3 separate regions of the Mus musculus genome follow, and regions 1 and 3 are each linked to region 2. A link is a loop called in an ENCODE intact Hi-C map of the cell type or tissue named here. Cell type or tissue: gastrocnemius. All regions are shown on one strand.

What was found. A loop is a pair of places that touch in the nucleus more often than their neighbours do. Peaks named below come from ENCODE experiments on the same cell type or tissue, not always from the same donor. Only the 100,000 strongest peaks of a DNase experiment are listed, where the experiment ranks them.
Region 1: it touches region 2 in a loop (2.4-fold over the local background); 4 of 42 quality-filtered maps call a loop at or near these places.
Region 3: a loop joins it to region 2, with 3 times the contacts of the local background. A loop is called at or near these places in 2 of 42 quality-filtered maps.

The regions. Positions count from the first base shown.
Region 1 is chr2:155,423,146-155,431,145 of GRCm38, forward strand. All of the region lies in intron 4 of Ncoa6 (nuclear receptor coactivator 6), which reads right to left. It also overlaps the pseudogene Gm17959. Among named protein-coding and RNA genes, the nearest start is that of Ncoa6, 14 kb to the right of the region's middle. In gastrocnemius, no CTCF peak of the experiment used is centred here; no DNase peak of the experiment used is centred here.
Region 2 is chr2:155,204,008-155,212,007 of GRCm38, forward strand. It overlaps Itch (itchy, E3 ubiquitin protein ligase), which reads left to right. Exons shown (of 25, transcript NM_008395.3): 17 at 2,286-2,374; 18 at 5,052-5,211; 19 at 5,980-6,113; 20 at 6,433-6,573. Among named protein-coding and RNA genes, the nearest start is that of Gm52565, 28 kb to the right of the region's middle. In gastrocnemius, a CTCF peak has its summit at 3,600 (motif pointing right); no DNase peak of the experiment used is centred here; H3K27ac peaks cover 715 bases.
Region 3 is chr2:155,432,934-155,440,933 of GRCm38, forward strand. Ncoa6 (nuclear receptor coactivator 6) reads right to left here and starts at 7,850. Exons shown (of 14, transcript NM_019825.3): 1 at 7,755-7,850; 2 at 4,927-5,206; 3 at 1,000-1,155; 4 at 1-5. The coding sequence starts at 5,161. In gastrocnemius, a CTCF peak has its summit at 3,726 (motif pointing left); no DNase peak of the experiment used is centred here.

The DNA of each region.
Region 1 (8,000 bases), 220 kb after region 2:
AAAAATTTGTCTTTTAAGAACTATTTTTAGATTAAAATCTTTTCTGTTTATATACACTTTGCCTGCATGTATATGTATGTACACCATTTACATGCCTGGTATTTGTGAAGACCAGAAGAGGTGTTGGATCTCCTAGAACTAGTTACAGACGGTTATGAGCCACTATGTAGATGCTGCACACTAAATTCTGATTTTCCGAAAAAGCAGGCATTCTCAACTGCTGTTTTGAAACAGAGTTACATAGCCCAGGCTGGCCTCAAACTCAGGGAAACACTCCTGCCTCATCCTCTCAAATGCTGGAATTACAGCTGTGCAATCTAACTCCAGTTTGTTTTTAATATTAAGAAATAACTCACAGTGTAATATTTATCCTTTAAGAATATGTTTCTTTAAACTCTTCACATTTTAAAAATCACTTTTAGTTGTCCTTTTCTTAAAAGTATTATTCACTTATTTGAGTCAGGGTCTTGTGTAGCTAAGGCTGGCATCAAACTTACTAGATAGCTGAAGATGACCTTGAACTCTGGATCCCCCTGCCTCCACTTCTCAACTGCTCAGATTATCAACATGCATTGGCAGGCTGGGTTTTGGCTTTGCACCTGCTGGGTAGACCCTGCCTCAGTGGAGCTCCACCCCAGCTTAGTCACTCTTTATAAAGAAACATATGGTGCTGCTCCTTAATTGTAATTTTTATTCACTTCTTAATTTTTTTTTTCGTTTGAGATAGGGTCTCATTATGTAGCCTTTGCTGGCCTAGAACTTGCTATATAGACCCGGCTGGCCTCAAACTCATAGAAATCCACCTGCCTCTGCCTTCTGAGTGCTGGGATTAAAGGCATGTGCCACACCCTTCACAATAGTCACAAATAATATAAAATACCTTGGTGTGACTCTAACTAAGGAAGTGAAAGATCTGTATGATAAAGAACTTCAAGTCTCTGAAGAAAGAAATTAAAGAAGATCTCAGAAGATGAAAGATCTCCCATGCTCATAGATTGGCAGGATTAATATAGTCAAAATGGCTATCCTGCCGAAAGCAATCTACAGATTCAGTGCAATCCCCATTAAAATTCCAACTCAATTCTTCACAGAGTTAGAAAGGGCAATTTTCGAATTCATCTGGAATAATAAAAAACCTAGGATAGCAAAAACTCTTCTCAACAATAAAAGAACCTCTGGTGGAATCACCATGGCTGACCTCAAGCTGTACTACAGAGCAATTGTGATAAAAACTGCATGGTACTGGTACAGCGACAGACAGGTAGATCAATGAAATAGAATTAAAGACCCAGAAATGAATCCTATGGTCACTTGATCACACCTATGGTCACCTGATCTTTGACAAGGGAGCTAAAACCATCCAGTGGAAAAAAAGACAGCATTTTCAACAAATGGTGCTGGCACAACTGGCGGTTATCATGTAGAAGAATACAAATTGATCCATTCTTATCTCCTTGTACTAAGGTCAAGTCTAAGGGGATCAAAGAACTCCACATAAAACCAGAGACACTGAAATTTATAGAGGAGAAAGTAAGGAAAAGCCTTGACGATATGGGCACTGGGTAAAAATTCCTAAACAGAACATCAATGGCTTGTGCTATGGGACCTCATGAAATTGCAAAGATTCTGTAAGGTAAAAGACACGGTCAATAAGACAAAAAGGCCACCAAAAGATTGGGAAAGGATTTTTACCAATCCTAAATAGGATAGGGAACTAATATCCAATATATACAAAGAGCTCAAGAAGCTGGACTCCAGAAATTCAAATAACCCCATTAAAAATGGGGTACAGAACTAAACAAAGAATTCTCGCCTGAGGAATACCGAAGGGCTGAGAAGCACCTGAAAAAATGTTCAACATCCTTAATCATCAGGGAAATGCAAATCAAAACAGCACTGAGATTCCACCTCACACCAGTCAGAATGGCTAATCAAAAATTCAGGTGACAGCAGATGCTGGCGAGGATGTAGAGAAAGAGGAACACTCCTCCATTGCTGGTGGGATTATAAGCTTGTACAACCACTCTGGAAATCAGTCTGGCAGTTCCTCAGAAAATTGGACATAGTACTACCGGAAGATCCAGCAATACCTCTCCTAGGCATATACCCAGAAGATGTTCCAACTGGTAATAGGAACACATGCTCCACTATGTTCATAGCAGCCTTATTTATAATAGCCAGAAGCTAGAAAGAACCCAGATGTCCCTCAACAGAGGAAATGGATACAGAAAATGTGGTACATTTACACAATGGAGTACTACTCAGCTATTAAAAACAATGAATTTATGAAATTCTTGGGCAAATGGATGTATCTGGAGGATATCATCCTTAGTGAGGTAACCCAATCACAAAAGAAGTCATTAGATATGCACTCACTGATAAGTGGATATTAGCCCAGAAACTTAGAATACCCAAGATACAATTTGCAAAACACAAGAAAATCAAGAAGAAGGAAGATCAAAGTGTGGATACTTCATTCCTCCTTAGAATAGGGAACAAAATACCCATGGAAGGAGTTACAGAGACAAAGTTTGGACCTAAGGCAAAAAGATGGACCATCCAGAGACTACCCCACCCGGGGATCCATCCCATAATCAGCCACCAAACACAGACACTATTACATATGCCAGCAAGGTTCTGCTGAAAGGACCCTGATACAGCTGTCTCTTGTGAGGCTATGCCAGTGCCTGGCAAACACAGAAGTGGATGTTCACAGTCATCTATAGGACGGAACACAGGGCCCCCAATGGAGGAGCTAGAGAAAGTACCCAAAGAGCTAAAGGGGTCTGCAACCCTATAGGTGGAATAACAATATGAACCAACCAGTACCCCCAGAGCTCGAGTCTCTAGCTGCATATGTAGCAGAAGATGGCCTAGTCGGCCATCATTGGGAAGAGAGGCCCCTTGGTCTTGCAAACTTTATATGTCCCAGTACAGGGGAACACCAGGGCCAAGAAGTGGGAGTTGGTGGGTAGGAGAGCAGGGCGGGGGGAGGGTAAAGGGAACTTTTGGGATAGCATTTGAAATGTAAATAAAGAAAATATCTAATAAAAAAAAAAAAACCTTGCTTTTGAAAACATGGCCAACTTGGGCTAGAGAGATGGCTCAGAGTCAGAGCACTGACTGTTCTTCCAGAGGTGCTGAGTCCTAGCAAACACATGGTAGCTCACAACCATCTGAAATGGAATCTGATACCCTCTCTTCTGGTGTGTCTGAAGACAGCAACAGTGTACTCAAGTACATAAAATAAATAAATAATTCTTTTTTAAAAACTTAAAAAAAAACATGGTCAACTCATACAAATATTCCATTTATGCTTGAAAAGATTAAGAACTCTGGAATTGAGCCGGGTGTGGTAGCGCACACCTTTAGTCCCAGCACTCAGGAGGCAGAGGCAGGCAAATTTTGAGTTTGAGGCCAGCCTGGTCTATAAAATGAGTTCCAGGACAGCCAGCGCTATACAGAGAAACTCTGTCTCGAAAAAAAAAAGCAAAACAAACAAACAAAGCAAACCTCTGGAATTAGGATTACATAGTTTGTATACATGGTCTTTGGGGCTTAGGGAAGGCAGGTGATCTATGTAGCGTTGACTGGCTTGGAATTCAGAGATCCCCCTGCCTCCTAAGCACTGAAATTAAAAGTGTAAGCCACCAGGCTTGACGCATTATAGAAAACTTATCAAAGCCTTTTTTTTTTAAACCCTTATTTATTTATTTATTTATTTATTTATTTATTTATTTATTTATTTATTTATTTATTCGAGTCAGGGTTTCTCTGTGTAGCCCTGGCTGTCCTGGAACTCACTCTGTAGACCACGCTGGCCTCGAACTCAGAAATCCGCCTGCCTCTGCCTCCCGAGTGCTGGGATTAAAGGCTTGCGCCACCACGCCCAGTGACCCTTATTTTTTATGTTTGATTCATCAATTACTAACAGATGTTAAAATCTCCAAGATTTGGTATTTCCATGTAATTTTTATATATTCAGAGGCTAGGTTATTAAGTATATAAAAATTTAGCTATATTCTTGATAAATTTCTTTTGTTAAATAAAGTGGTCTTTTTCATTTATATGATTTTTATTTTTTATTATTATTTGTGGTACTAGTGACTGAACTACTACATTGGGCCCCTGAGTCCTAGTTTTCTTTCTTCTGCAGTTTTTGGTTCCATGTAGTCGCCCAGTATAGTGGGCAGCAATGAGAACCACTTTGTGCCCAGCAGGGACATCTCTCTGGATAGTGGAGGGTTGCTAATGTACTGGTGGTCATAGCCTCCAAAGGGATGTTCCACAGGATCTATGGCCACACCCTGCATATGTAGCTAGCAATTCCTCTTGCCTTTTACTTGTAGTATGCAGGGCTCATGTTTAAGATAGGTTTGTCAATTCTACCCCCACTGGCCACCATACCAATAATAGCTCTGTTGGCCTCAAAAATGACCTTAGACCCTGAAGGCAGCTTTACCTAGGTCTTCTTGGTCTTTGGGTGTGGGAGATGACTATGGCATAGTTCTCAAGGGTTCACACAAACTTGCCTCTGTCTCCAGGCATGTCCCCAGAAAACACAATAGTACACTCAGGCATGGTGCCCACAGAGAAAACACTGCTGATACTGAGCTGGACATTTTGCTGCAGTACACAAACTGTCCAGTGTGGATTCTCTCTGTAGCTATAACTAGCTCCATCTGATTCTTAAATCAGTAGGGAACATGAAGGACCACATTCACAAAGGGAGAGCAGCAGACAAGGTAATGGATGTCCTTCATGGTACCCTTAGTATAAAGGCCAAAGCATGCAGGCGCAAAGTACAAAGAACCAGCTCCTGTCTTCTTCCTACCACAGGGCCCACAGTGGCAGGTCAGCTAGCAAGCACGGCTAGTAAATGCTCTTAAGTCTTTGAAAACTTCTTTTGTTCCACTTCTTTGGACAGAACAACTTAGTTAAAATTTAAAATATAGCCCTGGCTGTCCTAGAACTCACTCCGTAGACCAGGCTGGCCTCGAACTCAGAAATCTGCCTGCCTCCCAAACACATGAATATTCTTAATATCTAAAATTCCAAAAACTGGAAGTTTAATCCTAAAATTCATGAATTTAGTGCAAACTTGTTTATTATAGTAAGTCTGAACCAAGGTCTGTAACAGCCTGGGTTGAGAAAGTTCTCCTCCATAGCATCAGTGAGTTTATCAGTCTAGAGTTACTTACTGTCAGTTACTTAGTGGTAGGTTAGCTGTTCCAGACCATTTTATTAACATATGTTCAACATGCAAATGGTTAGAGAAGACAACCCCAACCACCAGCCTCCAAAGGGAGCCCAGGCCCAGAAGACAGACACCCGTGGGTCTCCCCATTTCAAAGGTAACTAACAATTTTACAATCTACTTTCCCTGGAAAGTCTGGCTTCATGAGCAATTTTTAAATTCTAACATTATTCTTCACGTAGTCTTCCTAGCAACTCAAGTCACTTGGTTCTTCAGATTCTTCATGACTGTGATTTTTATGTTTTGTTCCTTTCTCCCCTTTCCCTTCTTCAGAGATGCGGTCTTGATATAGAGCTCAGCCTGGCCTTGACATGGTCCCTACACCAGGGTTACAAAGTCTTGTGTCTCAACACCAGCTGGCCATCACTGTTTACAGTTTCAGATTTAATTTTGATTTTTCTTTGAGAAGTTCTTTTGCTTGCTTAATATCTTAGTTATACATTAAAACTTCTAGTTAAAGACAACATGATAAACAGTCATCTGTTGAAACCAGATCTACTTCTGTGAAATCCCACCCCATTTTCAAAGATGGCAATTAGAAAGAACATTCATGAACCAGATGTGATGGTACACACGTGAAACCTCAACACTCAGAAGATTGAAAAAAGGCAGGAAGATAGTAGCAAGTTCAAGGTTAGCCTGGTTTATATAGCAAGTTCAAGGATAGTGATAGCTATATAGTGAGAACCTGACTGAAAACAAAACACAATAAACAAGGACACTCTCATGGGACCCAGAACAGATCGTATTGGACTACAATGAGCTGCTTGTTCCCAGAAATTTTCCACTATAGACTAACTACATGCTCAGGAGTAACATGCTAACATGCATTTATGGTACTATGTGGGAATTTGAACTAGATCCGTGGTTCCCACTGCAGGTAACATCCAGGAGATATCTAGAACATCTTAATTTATCAGTTAATCTTTTAATCTTAGCACTACTTTCTTCTCTTAGCAATGACAAGAGAATGCAAGTACATCTAAACTGATAGCCCAGAGATATCCAGGGATATCTTTAGTTGGCACGATTAGAAGAAAGAAATGCACAGTGTCTACTAGCATCTGGTAGGTAAAAGCTAAGGATGCTATTAAATATACCTCAATGTACAAGATAGCTACTCACAGCAAAAAATTATTGGCCCAAATACCAACAGCCAAGAATGAAAACCTTTGATTCAATGATTACTATGGTATCTCCACAAATCTTGGTATTCTCTACGGGGATGAAAAAAATAAACTATAAATTTAGATGCAGTTGCTTTCTATTGTCAATGCTAAGAGAAGAAAGTAGTACTGAGATAACGGATACATTGAGATGTTCTAGATACGTAATTCTAAAGTTAATACTGTTTCAGAGGAAATATAAGGTTTCTTTTTCTAGGAAGACTTCTCTGATGTAACCTACTATTAAACTTCACTTGCCTCCATTAAGGCCTAATAGACAAGTGAGAAAAGGAATCATAAAATATTGCTGGTGTAAAAAGTACCTGGAGGTTAAAATGTCATGGTAACTCTAAGTCATCACTAACTGATTAATCCTGGTACTTTGTGTTACAAATGATTATAATCAGTAACCGTCATTAAATACCAATTTAACCCAATTTCAACCTAGTGCGTCAAGGTTTTCTATGTGGTAATGAACTTACAGCACTGTAACACTGGCCAGACACTACATGTTATAATCAAGGTGCAGGCATTAGTGCTACAGGTATCTTAACATTTCAGGACTTGATAGAATCTCTAACACTGTTTCTGAGATATAATTAAAGATGTTTATGGTCACCTATGACCAGAAAACATGAATACCTGAGGGCAGGAGGAGTTCAGATGAGAGTCCCTGGCTTGCTTTCCTGGGAGCATTTCTTTACAAATGTCTTGACTAATGACAAGTAAGGCAGCTAGGGTCTTCAGCTAGGATGAGCAGAAGCAACTGTACAACCTGTGATTTCTTATCAAACTGCCTTCAGACTCCCTCAGAGCTGTATGGGGCAACAGGTCTACATGTAAGTTTCTAGGTTAGATATTTTCCATTACTTATATGGAACTTCATTATCAGTCCAGGAGCATTGACTGTGACAGATTCAGAAAACAGATCTTGAGGGTTGTGAATATAGATGTAGTTCCACAGGAGACAGCTTGCCCACGTATATGTAAGGAAATTAAGAAATGTTTGCTTTATGGGAGAACTCATCTACTACCAAGCATAAGCTCCAAAGACTCCAGGCCTTATCTCATTTTTAAAGATAAAGATGAAATATATTTATTATATTTCAAGGAAACAAAAATATATAGTGTATTTGCATGAAATACTATAAATACTTGAGGTAAACAGAAAATGCATTGGCAGTATAAAAACCTAACTTCAACTCTATGCCAAAATCTTTGTTTTTTGTTTTTGGTATTTTGAGACAGGATCTCTCTGCACAGTCCTGGCTGTCCCGAAACTCACTATGTACACTGTCTTAGTCAGGGTATCTATTCCTGGACAAAACATCATGAGCAAGAAGCCAGTTGGGGAGGAAAGGGTTTATTCAGCTTACACTTCCATACTGCTGTTCACCATTAAAGGAAGTCAGGACTGGAACTCAAGCAGGTCAGGGAGCAGGAGCTGATGCAGAGCCATGGAGGGATGTTCTTTACTGTCTTGCCTCCCCTGGCTTGCTCAGCTTGCTCTCTTATAGAACCAAGACTACCAGCCCAGGGATGGCACCACCCACAAGGGGCCTTTCCCTCTTGATCAC
Region 2 (8,000 bases):
TGTTCCTATGCAGTGTTTTCTGCTTTTTCAGTGTAAGAGTGGTTAGTGGGTTTCAAGTTCTGTGTGTAATCTGAAATAGATACATAAGTAGAAAATCTGTCACTAAACAAAGCTCTAAAAATAGTCATATGAACTATGTGGTGTGTAGGGAAGGGGGTGGTTTTTATACTGTCCTGTTACTTTCCTATGGTAAGCATGTGCTTCTCTTAGAATCAGTGATTTTAAATAGGAAAGAAATTAGCCCATTGGTAACAACAATGGCTAATGTTGCTAAAAGATGGTATATAAATTTTCAGTAGTCAATAAAGTTTTCATTTCCCATCAGTGAGTTAGTTCACTAATTGACTTTTATATTCTAGCTATCACTTCCAAGCCAACTACAATTAAGCATTAGATGTGCTAGAATAGTAAAACATCCTGTGGTTGGAAGTTTGCTTAAAGCATTTTGCTGGTCTTTGTTTTATTTTTCAATGTAGAAATAATGATGTGCAAGCTCCTGCAATGTATTGCTATAGGTTTCAGGAGCACCAAACTGAATGCAGAAGAGAAAGAGACCAGAATCACTGGTCCTAGCAGGCTGGTTCTAATGTAACCTCAGTCATTAACATAAAGGACCAGGGAGGAGGACTTGGAGATTGACTGATCATTTATACCCATGGCTTGATGTCAGGTTCCTTGGCCCATTCTCAGCCCAGCCTGTACACATTATTATTATTATTATTATTATTATTATCATCATCATCATCATCATCCTCATCATCCTCTTCCTCCTCTTCTTCCTTCTTGATTTATTTTATGTACGTGAGTACACTGTATCTGTCTTCAGACACACCAGAAGAGGGCATCAGATCCCGTTACAGATGGTTGTGAGCCACCACGTGGTTGCTGGGAATTAAACTTAGGACCTTTTGGGAGAGCAGTCAGTGCTCTTAACTGCTGAGCCATCGTCCCAGCACACCCTTACACATTTCTCATTGTCTCTCATGATTACTCTCTTGTCACTGAGTTGTCGGTGTCTTTTGAAGCTTTTGTTTTGTTTTGTTTTTGACTATATATAACTCGCAGGTAGCTATAGTGACAAGATGCAAACCATGATTAAACAAGCCCTTTATCTTTTTGCTCTTACAACTGAAAAACTTTTGCAGACACGTTTATGTTCTAAAACATTTACAACTCTCATCTTAGTTTTGGCATCCACCAAATAGATGGGCAGTTATAATAGAGGAGAAAATATGATTGCTTAAAGGTAATTAGTCTAATATCAAAATAAGATGTAATTTAAAGTTTAACAACATATTTTCTTCATAGGTGCTGGATAAAACTGCTTTAAATGGTGTTTTTAATTAGCATAGTACAGCTATTTATGGTGTAAAGTTCAGAAGAAAAAAGTCCCTTTACATTATCACTTGTTAAAGAGAATTGTTCAAACTAATGGTAGCCTAGTGACGCCTCTCAGGTGTGTAGCTGAGTGCTCAGCTTATGGTACTTATAGGGTATTTATCATAACCATGCACAGCAGTCAAAGCCATTGGGCTTTTTGTTACACCTGGATGCTGGCTGTTTGAGTAGCCTGTGAACTCCTGAAAGTGGTGAATCTGTTTCTGTTTCCTAGGGAACTGAGAGAACTTAATCCTCTTTGGGTACTTAAGTGTTAACAGTTTATTCTTATCACTTGATAAAGTACAGGTATTATATCAAACTATCCCTCTCCAGGCCCCTGTAGTGTTTTCCTAAGGGGACATAAATAGTTTTACTGTGGGTGAAACAAATTGACTTATGTACTATAGCTCTGTAATGCTACTGTCCTTCATATCTGAACACAACACTGTTACCACCCAGTGTGGGAAGCAAAGTAGTAGTTTTCTATATAATGTATAGATTCCCACTGTGTATGTTTCCATAGATAAGTGAGTTCTCTCTGTAGCCACTGTTAGTCAGTTAGCTTTTTATGTATATTTTTTGACCGAAACAAAAACCAAACCTAATCAGCACTACTGCTCTTGCCTACCTGACTGGTAATCTCTGATCTGCCTAGAGTTTTCTACCCTACACAATTGCTAGAACGATTTCATAAGTTTCATATAGAGGGGTATAAAGTATATAAAAATATAGATGCTTAGAGTAAATGTATGAAACTTTGCTATCATATTTCTTTATATGCAACGTGAGCTAACTGGGAGCACTGTTTCACATGGACCTAAGTCACCTACAGTGGAGCAAGTGGGAGGTGGTGGTGATGTCTCCACGGCTGCAGTCACAGCTCTCTCTGCTTTGTTGTTTTGTAGATCATGAGCTTCAGCCCGCAAGACCTGAGAAGACGTTTGTGGGTGATTTTCCCAGGAGAAGAAGGTTTAGATTATGGAGGTGTAGCAAGGTAGTGATATATGAATACTCAGAACTTAGTTCCTTTCCTCCAAAGGTATCATTACACTTTGTTCGCAGTATTTTCTCAATATTATGTTTCAGGAAAGTGAAATTAGGAAATTATTATAGTTTTATAATGCTGGAACTACAAAATTCCAGCAAACATTAACTTGGCACCTATTTCCTAAAACCTGTTAAGTCCATTACACCTGCATTACTCACTTGGTCCTCAGAATAACCACGTGGTAGAGAATCTTACAGATGACGAAGTTCAGAGAGTCACTCAGTGCAAATGCAACGTTTTCATTTTCTCACCAGTAACTAGTGTCAGCCAGCCAGCTCCTGTCTGCTCCATGGATTACCTAAAGCCCTGTAGTGACCAAGTCATTTCTTCCTAGCTAGTGTCCTGCTAGTTAGCGGTACCCAGGATTAACTTAGCGTTGAGAATAGAGTGCTATGAAAAAGAGAGTTGAAGATCTCTGTTCTGCTTCATTCATTTTGGACTATTTGTTCAAACTAGACATCCTTGAGCAAGATATAGCTTTGCTTATTGCGTGACAGGATTACATCAGTTTAAAATTTTAAACTAGGGCCACAGATGGCTCAGTGGGTAAAAGTGGTTTCCATACAATCCTGACAACTTTAGTGTAGTTCCCAAAACCTACAGAAGGAAAGAAACCAATTTCCAAAGTGAAATGTGCACGTAACCTCCATATGCACACTGTGGCCTTTGTGTGCCATGACCTGCACATACCTATGTGCACCTGTACCTGTACACACTCACATTTAGCCTTGCTACAATGATAATAAATAAAAATACAAGGAAAACCAAGTATTTTAAAAATGAATAGGTAATAAAAGTTAAAGCTGGGTATGGTGGCACATGACCTATCCCAACCAACACTGGGGAGGTAGAGGTAGGAGGGTCAGTTCAAGGCTTCGGCTACCGAGGGCATCTGAGGCCAGCCTGGACTATATCAGATCCTTTCTTCAATAAAATAGTAAATTGCCAAGTAGTAACAGTGTGGAAGGGCAAGAATTTTGAAGGAAAGACTGAATTTGAATATTTTATTCTTTTGAGCAAATATCTATCTGTAGAATTATTAGGAAGAGTAGAAATACTTAGTTTGGGTTTTGTGTTTTAAACTTCTTTAGATTTATCTACATTATTTTACGTGAATGATTATTTTGCCTGCATGTATGTGTATGCCTTATGCCCTTGAAGGCCACAAGAGGGTGCTGGTTCTCTGTGAGCCACCATGGGGGTGCAGAGAGCAAACTCAGGTCCTTCCAACAAGTGCTATTGACCGTGAGCTATCTTTCCAGCCTCTGAGGGTTGGTTTGGCTTTTTTAATATTTATTTTTGTTTATATATATATATGTTTTGCCTGTGTGTATGTATATGCACCACATGTGTGCATGGTGCTGTGGAACCAAAAGATCTTGGATCTTCTGGGACTGGAGTTATAAATAGTTGTGAGCCACCATGTGGGTGCTAGGAAACTGAGCCCAGGTCCTCTGAGCAGCCTGTGCTGTTAGCCACTGACCCATTTCTCTAGCTTCTAAAATACTGTCTGTCTGTCTGTCAAGACAGTGTCTCTCTGCATAGCCCTGGGTATCCTGGAACAAATTATATAGACCTGGCTACCCTTGAACTCACAGAGATCTTCTAGCTTCTGCCTAAGTACTGGGAATAAAGGTATATACCACCACGCCTGGCTGAAATACTGTTTATTAATGAGTTAGTTCAGAAACGGAGTATTTGTGTGCTTACTAACTGCTGAGTACATCTCACCAGTTACTAGGTTTTTGTTTTTGTTCTTAAATCTTATGTAAGGTTTTACTTGTAAGGGAGAGGTGGTGGTACACACCTATAATCCCAGCACTCAGGAGGCAGAGGCAGGCAAAGCTCTGAGTTCAAGGCCAGCCTGGTATAAAATGAGTTCCTGCACAGCCAGGGCTGCACAGAGAAACCCTGTCTGGAAAACAACAACAACAACAACAAAGGGTTTGTTGTTTGTAATTATGTGTGTGTTGGGGTGGAGGGTGGTTATGCAGTGCTAAGAGTTTAGAAGATGGCATCAGATCTCTTGGATAAGAATTAAAGGCAATTGTAAGCTGCGAGCACAAACACATGCACATGCAGGAAGACAGACAGACCACAGATAAAATAAGCTTCCAGGGCATTTTTCTAATAATCGAGTGGCTGGAGTAAGTGCTTCCTCTGTGACAATGAGATGTCTGGCATAGTGGCTGTCCTTAAGTACACTATGGATCTTAATTGAAGGTAGAATAGTAGTTGCCATTCAACCCCTCTAATTACCTGGCCCAGTAGTGAATTTTAAACTTGCCTGTGTATAAAATTCTATCCACTCAAACCATTTTCACATTTTAATATTTCTAAAATTAGGGTGCATATTATGATTATGAATAGAAGAATTTTAGTGGGCAATCAAATAAGGGTCTTTAAAACTAATGATATATTAGACTATTTGAAATTTAAGAATATATAAATATCCTACGTAACACAATGTGAGTTTGAACAGAACCAAGAAAACTCAACAAGCAATTAGAAAACCATCTTAGTTGATGTGAGCAGGTTCCTGACAGCTCTGTAACACTGCTCTGTGATTTGTTGACATGGTTACCTACAAAATTTTTCATCCTAAGTTTTCTTTTGATTTCAGAGAATGGTTCTTTCTTTTGTCACATGAAGTGTTGAACCCAATGTATTGCCTGTTTGAATATGCAGGGAAGGATAACTACTGCCTGCAGATAAACCCCGCTTCTTACATCAATCCAGACCACCTGAAATACTTTCGTTTTATTGGCAGATTTATTGCCATGGTAAGTACAAGTACAAAACTGTGTTTACTAATTCAGCAGTACTAAATTTTTGTGTAAGTATTATAACAGATCGTGTGACAAATTTTTCTCCTTATTTTATTTACTTATCTGTTTGAGTGTTTTGCCAGCCTGTATATCTGTGCACCATGTGTGTGCCTGGTGTCTGTGGAGCTTGGAGGAAGATGTGACATCCTCTGGGTCTGGAGGTTTAGACAGTAGTGATCCTGTGTGGGTACTGAGAATGAACCAGGATCTTCTGCAAGAATAGCCAGTTAACTCTTAACTACTGTGCCACTGCTCCAGCTAGGGACCTTTAGGGAAAGTGAGTTCTCCATCAGGTGTTGGTGGGTAGGTAGGGGTGTGTGTGTGTGTGTGTGTGTGTGAGAGAGAGAGAGAGAGAGAGAGAGAGAGAGAGAGAGAGAGAGAGAGAGAGAGAGAGAGAGAGAGGGAGAGAGAGAGGGAGAGAGGGAGGGAGGGAGGGAGAGAGAGATTTGTTTGCCTGCTTGCTTGTTTTGTTTTTTGAGGCAGTGTCTCACTTCATACACTTTATATATAGCCTTGGCTGGCTTGGCTATCACTGTGTAGACCAGGTTTGGCTTCCAGTTCATAGAGATCTATCTACCTTGGCCTTGGAGTGCTGCCTTTAAAGTCTCGGGCCACCATGCCCAGCCTCGACATTTTTTTTTGAATGGAGATTTTATCTAATATTTTGGTGTTTAATGTCTTTTATACAGTTATCTCAAGTGGTATTGCTTCCTTCCTGTATAGGCTCTGTTTCATGGGAAATTCATAGATACCGGATTTTCTTTACCATTCTATAAACGTATCCTGAATAAACCAGTTGGACTGAAGGATTTAGAATCTATTGATCCAGAATTTTATAATTCGCTCATCTGGGTTAAGTAAGTTTCTCTATACATTTATTAAAATATAGTCTGTGCTCTATGTGCTGCTTGTAAGTTCGTCTATACCATAGGCATGCCACTATGTTGTTGTATTTAAAGGATATGTATGTCAAACCTTTTTCAGTGTTCAGTCTGATACATTTTATAGAACTGCATCCAAGGTCTTAAGTAGTAACATGATTATAATCCAACTTGTTTTAATTAGATGTTATAATTTAAGGCTTATTGCTTAAACTCAGAATTTGAATTTAATTAAAACATTTGAGTTATGATTGAATTGTACATATAACAAATAGTGCTAATTTCATTTATACAGAGAAAACAACATTGAAGAATGTGGTTTGGAAATGTACTTCTCAGTTGATAAAGAAATTCTAGGTGAAATTAAGAGTCATGATTTGAAACCCAATGGTGGCAATATTCTTGTGACAGAAGAAAACAAGGAGGAATACATCAGGTAAGAAGCAGTGTCCCTAAAAGTGTGTGTGTAAGGGAGTGTGGCTCAGCAGCTCAGCAGTGCAGAACACTTGAGCTCAGTTCCCAGCACCCACATTTGGTGGCCTACAGCCCCCTGCAATTCCAGCTGCTCTCTGGGGATCCAGCACTTCCCAGTTCTCTGGGCACTCAGGAGCATAGCGTGTACAACCTAGATACAGATAAAAGAAGTACTCAGCTTTTTTAGAAGAAAAGACAACGTTTCTTTTGACAGCATTTAGGATTTTTGTTAATAATTGTCTAATAATGGTAAAGGGTGGCATTTTAAAAATGTGTTTGTTTTATGGTAATCACTTTTATGTAAATACTTATTTCTAGTGTTAGCCTAAAATTAGATTTTAAAGGTAGGAAGTCATGGTGAATCATTTAATTTAACTGATTTATTTATTTACCTATCTTGAGATAGGTTCTGTGTAGCCCTGGCAGTCCGAGTTTGTTGTATGTATCAGTCTGGTCTTGAACCACGGAGACTGCCCTGCTTCTGCTTTTGTGTGTAGGGATGAAAGGCGGGCACCTCTCTTCTGGAATGGATATCCTCTTCTACTTAGCAGTTTTGTGACACTGTGCCATGCAACAGCTGTTGAAAAGAGAACCTGAAATGTATACATTTTTATGGGCAGTACTGTAGATGTAGTAAAAGCTTATGAGTAAAAGAGTTGTTGAGGTCTATGCTTTATTCATTCGTACCTTCCCAGTGCTCTCACCTTCCTGCTAGCCCACTGCTGCTAAGCCTAGAAATCCCTGGGCCTGTGTTGGACGTTCCTTTCAACACTAAGAGTGCACAGTTTTATCACCAATTACTGTAACCAGTTACTAATTGCTGGTGAATAATCAGCTACTTAAGATTTTAAGATATATTTGTAAAACTTGGTTCTTTTCTGTTTTCAAGGAGGTGTAATTTGCCTCAGGCATTGTGGCATAACCTGAGGTAACACTTGTTAGGCAGGGGATGGGGGTCAAGGTCATCTTTGGCTACAAAGCAGATTCAAGGCAGGTCTGAGCTATAAGCCTAAATAAAACACACAGCTCAGAGGGCCCTTGCTGAACTAGGGGCAGAGGGAGCCATAAGTGATGAACTAGATGAAAAACAAAAGTCAGGTCTTAATATGCCAATCAACCAACTTCACCAAATTGCTTTTTTTTTTTTCTCTTATTTTTCTAATTTATAGTTTTGTGGTCAGAGAATGTCTTTGAAATGTCATTTTGTTTTGAAACTTATAAGCCAGTATGTGGTTTGTCTTGTGTATATATGTGCTTCTATTGTTGGGTTAGTTATTGTCAAGAACTCAGATGCCAAAAATACACACATTTGTTTGTTTGTTGGAGAAAATTTAAAAAAAAATATTCTAAAACAAAATAAAAATTTTATGTAATTTTAACTGTTGAGAG
Region 3 (8,000 bases), 230 kb after region 2:
TTCCCCTGAAAATGACAGTAGAGTTACAAAATGGAAATAGCCAGAGTAAAATGCAGATTTAGTTTAAAGACAGATACATAAGAATTACTTTTCCTGATTTTGAAGAATTATACCAAGTTTACCACTACAAAAAGGGATAGCTCAGTATTCTAACCCTAACCTAACCCCTTATAGTTCAGTCTAGCTCTGGATTCATGACTTCCCAGCCTTGCCCTCTAGAAGCTGGAACTACAAGAAACAAATCCTAGCCTATGCAGCTTGTTCCAGCTTAGCAAGCACAAGGCGATCACAATCAGTCCTCACAATCATTAATCAAGTTGCTTAGTGTCAGAGGGCTTCAAAGTCTCAACATTTATTTTCAAAACTGACCCACAAATTGTGTGTGGGCAAGGGCAGGATGAAAACAAGGGAGAGAGCAGGAAGAAACTCAGAAACTCAAAGTTCTTGATTTCCTTCTGGGAGTTTATAATTAGAAGATAAGAGATATGAAGTTCAGTGTGGAAAGAAGGCAGGATAATACGGACACTGTAACACTTGAGTGTAGAGTCTCTGGAGTATTTGTGAGGAAATTACCATTTTCTTTCAATAACTGCACTATAAAAAGCTTTCCAGGTATTGCGAATATAAGTCAGCTGGCAGAGTCCTTGCCTAGCATGCAGAAAGCACTGAGTACTGTCCTCAGCATTGCATAAACCCAGTGTGTTAGAACATGTCTGTTATCAAAGCACATCAGAGGTAGAGGGAAGATTTAGAAGTTCAAGATTGTGCTCAGCTACATAGGGTATTGGAGGCCGATGGCTACACAAAATCATTTCTCAAAAATTAAAAAACAAAACCACAAAGAACAAAAAGATCCTTACAGGTTTTTAGTAGAGATGTCATATAATGGCAAGCAGAGAAGTCTCTCCTAACTGCTAGACAAGGCAGCATCAGAAATTACGCAGGGGTACTACTGTTACTGTATTGTGGTTCAGATAGGCACATGGCAAAGTAACGAACCTTCAATCTGAACGGAGAGAATCCCCAGGTCCCGAAGCTGCTGGTTGTTGCTCTGAGCCAGGATCCGTAGCCGTTCTGCTGCTTCCCGGGGGATGTTGAATGTGACTCGCACGCTGTTCCAGGGCTCCACCTTCTGTACCTTTAGCTTGCTGGATTCTTGGTCACGAAGAAAAGAGAATAACATTATTAATTTTGAAGGCATTTGAGAATGAGCAACTGAAAAAAAAATCCCTATTTTAAATAAGAGCAGAGTTCACTGAACTACAACAGAGGGAGGAAACATACACTCTGACAAGTCAGCTTCCTTTAGGACAGAAAAGCATTTGGCATTCTGCAACTCTAAAACCTATACAAACTTCTGGACATATTCTTAAGAATGCACAAATGCTAACTTACTCTAGGGAACGTGTGTGTCCATATGCAAAGGAGTGAAGTTATACCTAATATAATGTACAAAAATTAATCGAAAATGGAACACTTAAATTTGGACCTAAAACTCTTAGAGGAAAATATCTGACAAACCTTCACTACCTTGAACTTGGCAGTAATTTCTTGGATGTGGCAGCAAAGGGACAGGCAACAAAAGAAAAAAATAGAAACAATAAACTTTTTTTTTCTCCTTGAGACATTGTTTCTCTGTGTAACCCTGGCTGTCCTGGAATTCACTCTATAGACTAGGCTGGCCTCATACTCACAGAAACCCACCTGACTCAGCCTCCTAAATGCTGGAATTAAAGGTGTGCATCACTCCTGCCTGGCCTGAAACACTGGACTTCTTAGTGATTTTGTGCATTAAAAAAACACTATCAAGCTGGGCAGTGGTGGCGCATGCCTTTAATCCCAGCACTTGGGAGGCAGAGGCAGGCAGATTTCTGAATTCGAGGCCAGCCTGGTCTACAGAGTGAGTTCCAGGACAGCCTGGGCTATACAGAGAAACCCTGTCTTGAAAAAAACAAACAAACAAACAAACAAAAACCAAACCAAACCCAACCCAACCAACCAACCAACTAAATAAACAAACAAACCTAACACACTATCAAATGACTACATACCATATCACATTAGGGTGGTCATTATAAAAGTAGAATACAGCAAATGTTGACAATGATATGGGGGAAATTGGGAACCCCTGTGCACTAATGATGGGAATACACAAAAAGTACAACTACTAAGAGAACTATATGGTGAGGAATTAAAAAAGAAAGTTATATAATGACAGTAGCCAGACATCTAGGAAAGGCTATAGCAAGCGAGTTTCCTGGAGATGGCCCACCATTTTGCATGGTTGTGATAGACCTTCTAGGAGGCACAGCCCCAGAGACTTCGCCCCAGGATTGCTTCTCACTGCTGATATGCTGGCCATTTCAGCAAAATAATGGCTGATTCCTGCCATTATTACATAGCCTAATGACTCTTGGGCATCAGTCCACTCTATTGAGCAAATTTCCTACAGACTTCAACATGAAGATGAAACATTTATGAATTAATGCTGTTTAGATGAATTAATGACTTTATAGAATTCAAATAATTTTAGGAAGAAAGTTTAAGGAGATGGTTTTAGTGTTAGAGTCAAGAATAGAATGTGCCCCTCTTCATAGAATAGTAAGTAAAGGCTGTATGATAAGCTTTCATAAATTATACTAAGAAGAGAAATAGATTTGAGAAAGATTTGTGATCAAGGAAAACATTGATTCTAGGTCAGGTCCAAAGATGAAACCACAGGTGAGCACTATGATAAAGCAAGGCTATGTGAAACTGTTGTTTTGAACTTATAATGGGCTTATAGAATGAAACACTGCTTTTGACATTCTACTGTAACTCCCCATTTGTGTAACATTTTATCTATGAGGTAATTTTATAAAGAACTTTTGTGTAAGAAGGTATAAAAAGGTGGAAAGAAGAAATAAAGTATGGCTTTTGGGGCTCTGCTCCTCCACCCAAAAAAAAAATATATATATATATACATACACACACATACATACATACATATATATAAATATATATATGTTATATATGTCTGGGCATACATATGTATGTAGGTACATGTGTATGCATGTACACTTGTGAAATGGATGAAACAGGTGGTTAGGCCCAGCCAAAGTGTGAATGTGTGCATACATGTGCGCCTGCCCCCCCCTTCTTTTTTCCCTATGAAACTGCATCAGCTTCTGGCCCCCAAGACAGTAAGAGAGAGTTAGAAGGTCAGAGGTCATCAGCCTTTGGCATTTGACTGATGCTGTTTCCCACCTCAGTAACTGAATATCAGGGCTGGTCCCCAGCAATATAATACAGCACTTGTATTTCTAAGGATACAGTCCAAAGAATTGAAAGCACAATATGGAAGAGTATATCCACATTTACAGCAGCGTTATTTATAACAGCTAAAGCACGGAAGGAATTCAAGTGCCCAGCAACAGATAAACAGTAAGACGATGTAGTATATACATACATGCTGTGGAATATTTGGCCTGAAACAGGAAGGAAATCCTAGCATGTGCTACAGCTCATGGACAAACACTGAGAATATTATGCTAAAGGAAATAAAACAGGAAATAAAGATACAGGATTTTGCTTTGATAGGGTAGGTAAAAATAAAGCAAGGGGGCTGGAGAGTTAGATAACTGGCTGCTTTTCCAGAGGATTAAGGTTTAATTCTAAGCACACAAGAGGGAAGTCACAACTGGCTGTAGTTCTAGTTCCAGAAGATATGATGCCCTCTTCTGGCCTCTATGGACATTGCATGCATGCAGGCAAAATACCCATACACATAAATCTAATTTTTTAAATTAAAAAAAAAAGTGCAATGGTGCTTATTAAGGGCTTGAATAGGTAGGGAATGAGAAGTTATTATATAATAGTTATAGATCTTAATTTTATAAGAGTTATAAAAATAGCTACTAGTAATTGTTGCATAATATTTTAATTGCATTTAAGAATCATTGAGCCATATATAAAAATCATAAAGATGGCAAACTCTACTATATGTATTTTACAATTAAAGATTTACAAAGTAAACTGAGGTAGTAGTATTGTTTGTAATTACATTTCACAGATAAGAAAGGAAATAAAAGCTATCTGGCAACTCCAAACAAAATATTTTCCCTTATGTTATAAACTCAGATCAACTAAACAGTTCATACCCTTTATTCAATTATATCTCTCTCTTTCTTTTGAGATAGAATTCCTCTGTGTAGTCTTGGCTGTTCTGGAACTCACTCTGTAAACAAGGCTGGCCTGTGCCTACCAAATGCTGGGATTAAAGGTATGTGACACTGCCCAAATTACATCTTTCAATATTAATAAAATAGCTCTATAGGAAAATGCTTTCTCAAAATCCAGATATCCATGAAGAGCGTTTCAATATGCCACCTAAGCCCATTCCAGCTCTTAAACCATTAGATACAAAATATTAACACAGAATTTATTGTTGTGATGTAAAACAAGAACAAAGCAGACCACCTGCTAAGGGTGATGGGATTAATATACTTACAAATTTTAAAAATGCTTAGACTATGTTTAGTCAAAGTGCTCTTAAAGGTAAGGAAACTGTGACCCAGAGAAAGGCTAAGCAAGCTGAGTTGAAACCTAGTGAAATCAGACAAGCTCTAAGTGTTAAGCCTGCTTTTCCATCACATTTGGAGACATGTTTCAATACACTGAAAAACTTTAGATCTTGGCTCCACAGGACAAAGACACTAAAGTTTCTTCCAATCTAATGATTACTGGAAACTTATCTGTGTTCTGCACACACATCAGATAGCTCTATACTAATTTTAATGTTAATATATTTGAAATTTATTTAATTACAATATACTTTACTAGCAACTTTTAAAACTAGGCAAGGTAGCCTAAACCTGTAATCCTAGCATCATGGTTGTAGGCAAGTAAGCATGTCAAAGCAACAAGAAGAAAGCAAAGATTAATTACCCATGTGTAACAAGTTGGGCACATTCTTTAATATTGCATCCAGTTTCCATTTGAAGTCTTTATCATCTATATTTCCTTTGAAGGCTACAAAAATTGTGGAATCCTCCAAAATACTATCACTTTTCGTGTCATCATCTTCTAGTCCAGAGTCAAACTCCACCTCTGAGTCGCCCATTGTAGATGAACACAAGGAAGTATAGATGTCTTCAAAGTTTGGAAGGTCATCCAAAACCATGGTGTATTATTCCAGAAGTATATGCAAAGTGAACAGTAAGTAAACCTTCAGAAAAAGAGAGGATGCAGAGTATTATAAACTATCATTATATAGTCAGCATATCATTTTTATTTAATATGTTATCCATACCTCTATAAAAGATGTAATTTATTTACCAGATAAAATTTCCTTTCATAATATTATTTGCTACTTTTTTTTTTGTTAAGACTAGACTATTGGGAGAAATATACAAAGTGACACAGGAAAATCAATAGATCTGAGTGTTAGCAGTGCTCACCTGCAACCCCAGCGCTTTGGAAGATCATAAGTTGAGCTCACCCCAGGCTGCAGAAGTAAGCTCTTGTCTCAAACAACAGCACCCAGAAAAATCCTTTATAAAATAACTATACTTCTCCAGCTACATTTAAGAATTTCTAATAATATTAAAAGTAAATAAATAAAACTAACAAAAAAATTTTAAGGCTAAAAAGCTGCTGCTTACTTAGCAAGAGAAAGACTGAGTTTTGAAACTGCCTAAAAACTGTAGGTATTTAGCAACCATTTCAAAGTAGGACAGAAAGAAAAATAACTTAATGATATATGTCATTAAAGTTAAACAAGAGTAAACCAAACCAAAATTAGTAGCTGGAAAGCCATGACACAGACGGGTGAGCTGACTTAGCAGGTGACTAGGACCGCTCCTAAGCTTGCCGATGAGTTTGACCCTCAAGATCCATATGACGGCAGGAGAGAATTAAACTACAAGTTGTCATCTGACTTAAACACACACCAAGCCCACTCACACAACAGTAAATAAACAGATGTTTAAACATTTTCTTCAAAAAAAAAGGGGAAGATAAAATAAATGTTAGGATAGGTGTTAATAAAATGGATTAAAAGAAAAATATAAAAGATTAACGAAACAAAGAGTTCTTTGATAAGATAACCAAATTGACCAAAATAAATAGACATGAATTAAGAAAATGAGGAGGCTGAAGATGCAGCTCAGTTGCTATAGAGCTTGCCTAACATGCACAAAGCCCTGGATTTGATCCCCACCATCACACAAATCAGGCATAGCGATACATACCTATAATTCCAGCACATGGAAGATGGAAGCAGGAGGATCTCAGAAACCCAAGATCATATCTGGCTAAAAGGGAGTTTAAGGCCAGTTTGGGATACAAAGAGGCTTGGCCTCAAAAAAGATAAGTATACATACATAATATATATTATATACATAATACATAGACTAAAAAGGAGATATTAAAGCAGTGAGATTCAAAGAGGATCTCTAAGGAATTTTTGAAAACTTCCAGTAAGTTGTTAAAACTAGAAGGAACTGGTATGTTTCTCAATACATGAATTACCAAAATTAAACCAAAAGGATATAACCTAAAAAAAAAAAATTAAAAAAAAAATAAAAATGATCACCATACAATGAGGGCTGGTGAGATGGGTTAGTGTGTAAAGGCACTTGTAGCCACGCCTTGTGAGGACAGAGAGAACCAACCACCTCTGTGTGCTGTTTGCTAACCTCTGTACCTCATGGTGGCATATGCACCTACAAGATATGCACATACAATAGAAATAAGATGTGGAGGCTGGAGAGACGGCTCAGCAGTTATGAGAACATGTTGCTCTTAGAGGATCCAATAGTTTTGTGTGGGTGCTAAGAAGTGAACTTGGCTTCTCTGCAAAAATAACAAGTATCCTAACCCCTAAGCAACTCTCCAGCCCCACTTCACCCCTGGTCATACTGATTATAGTGCTTGAACTCTTTGTTGTATGTTTGCTTGTTTTGAGACAGGATTTCTCTGTGTAGTTCTGCTGTCTTGGAACTCATTTTGTCGACTTTGCTGGCCTCAAACTCATCATAGAGATCCACCTGCCTCTGCCTCTGCCTCTGGAGTGCTGGAATTAAAGGTGTATGCAAAATATAAAATAAAATAAAAGTATGTGCTATTATATCAGCCCAGCTAGTGCCTGTAGTAAATAAAAAGCATAGAAACAAGCAAGGCAGAAGTCAAATCATTCCTACTTACAGATGTGATCACTTACTTAAAACATACTAAGAACGTCTCAAGGTAACTATTAAGAGTTAGGTAGTAAATACTTTCAAGAAAATATCAGGGATATAAAATTAACCTAGAAAACCCAGTAGCAGGGCTAGTAAAATGGTTCATCAGTGAAGTGCTCTTTGAGAGGACTGAAGCTCAGTTCCCATGTCAGGTGGCTCACAACCTTGCCTAGAACTCCAGCTATAGGGGATCTAATATCCTCTTCTAGACTCCACAGGCACCAATAAACACACATGCAAATAAAAGTAAATTGCTAGGTTCTCTATGTACTGATAATATGCTGGGAAAGAAATTAGGAACCCAGGTTCAATTCCTAGAACTTACATGGAGGTTTTCAACTGTTTGTAACCTCAGTTCCAGGGCATTTGTCACCCACCCTTTTCTGGCCTCCTTGGAAATTTCATGAATGTGTTATACAGACATACAAGAATGCAAAATATACACAGTACATATAAAACAAATTTAAAATAAAAGAAAAACCAAAAAGGTAGACTTAAAAAAAAAAAGAATTTCTTACATAAACTTTCACTTACCAAAATGTCTTAATTATCATTTATCCAGATCATCCTCTAAGTCCAAGCAAGGTGGCATCTTTAGGGCTTATAGGTCAAAGTAGCAACCAATCAGAATTCTTTTAGAGAGAGAGAGAGAGAGAGAGAAGAGGAGAGGGAGAGAGGGGGGGGGGAGGGGAGGAGAGGGGAGGAAGAGAAACAGTATTATAAAGAAATAAGATTAAAAATACGAACAATAAATAAATACATACATAAATACATAAACTC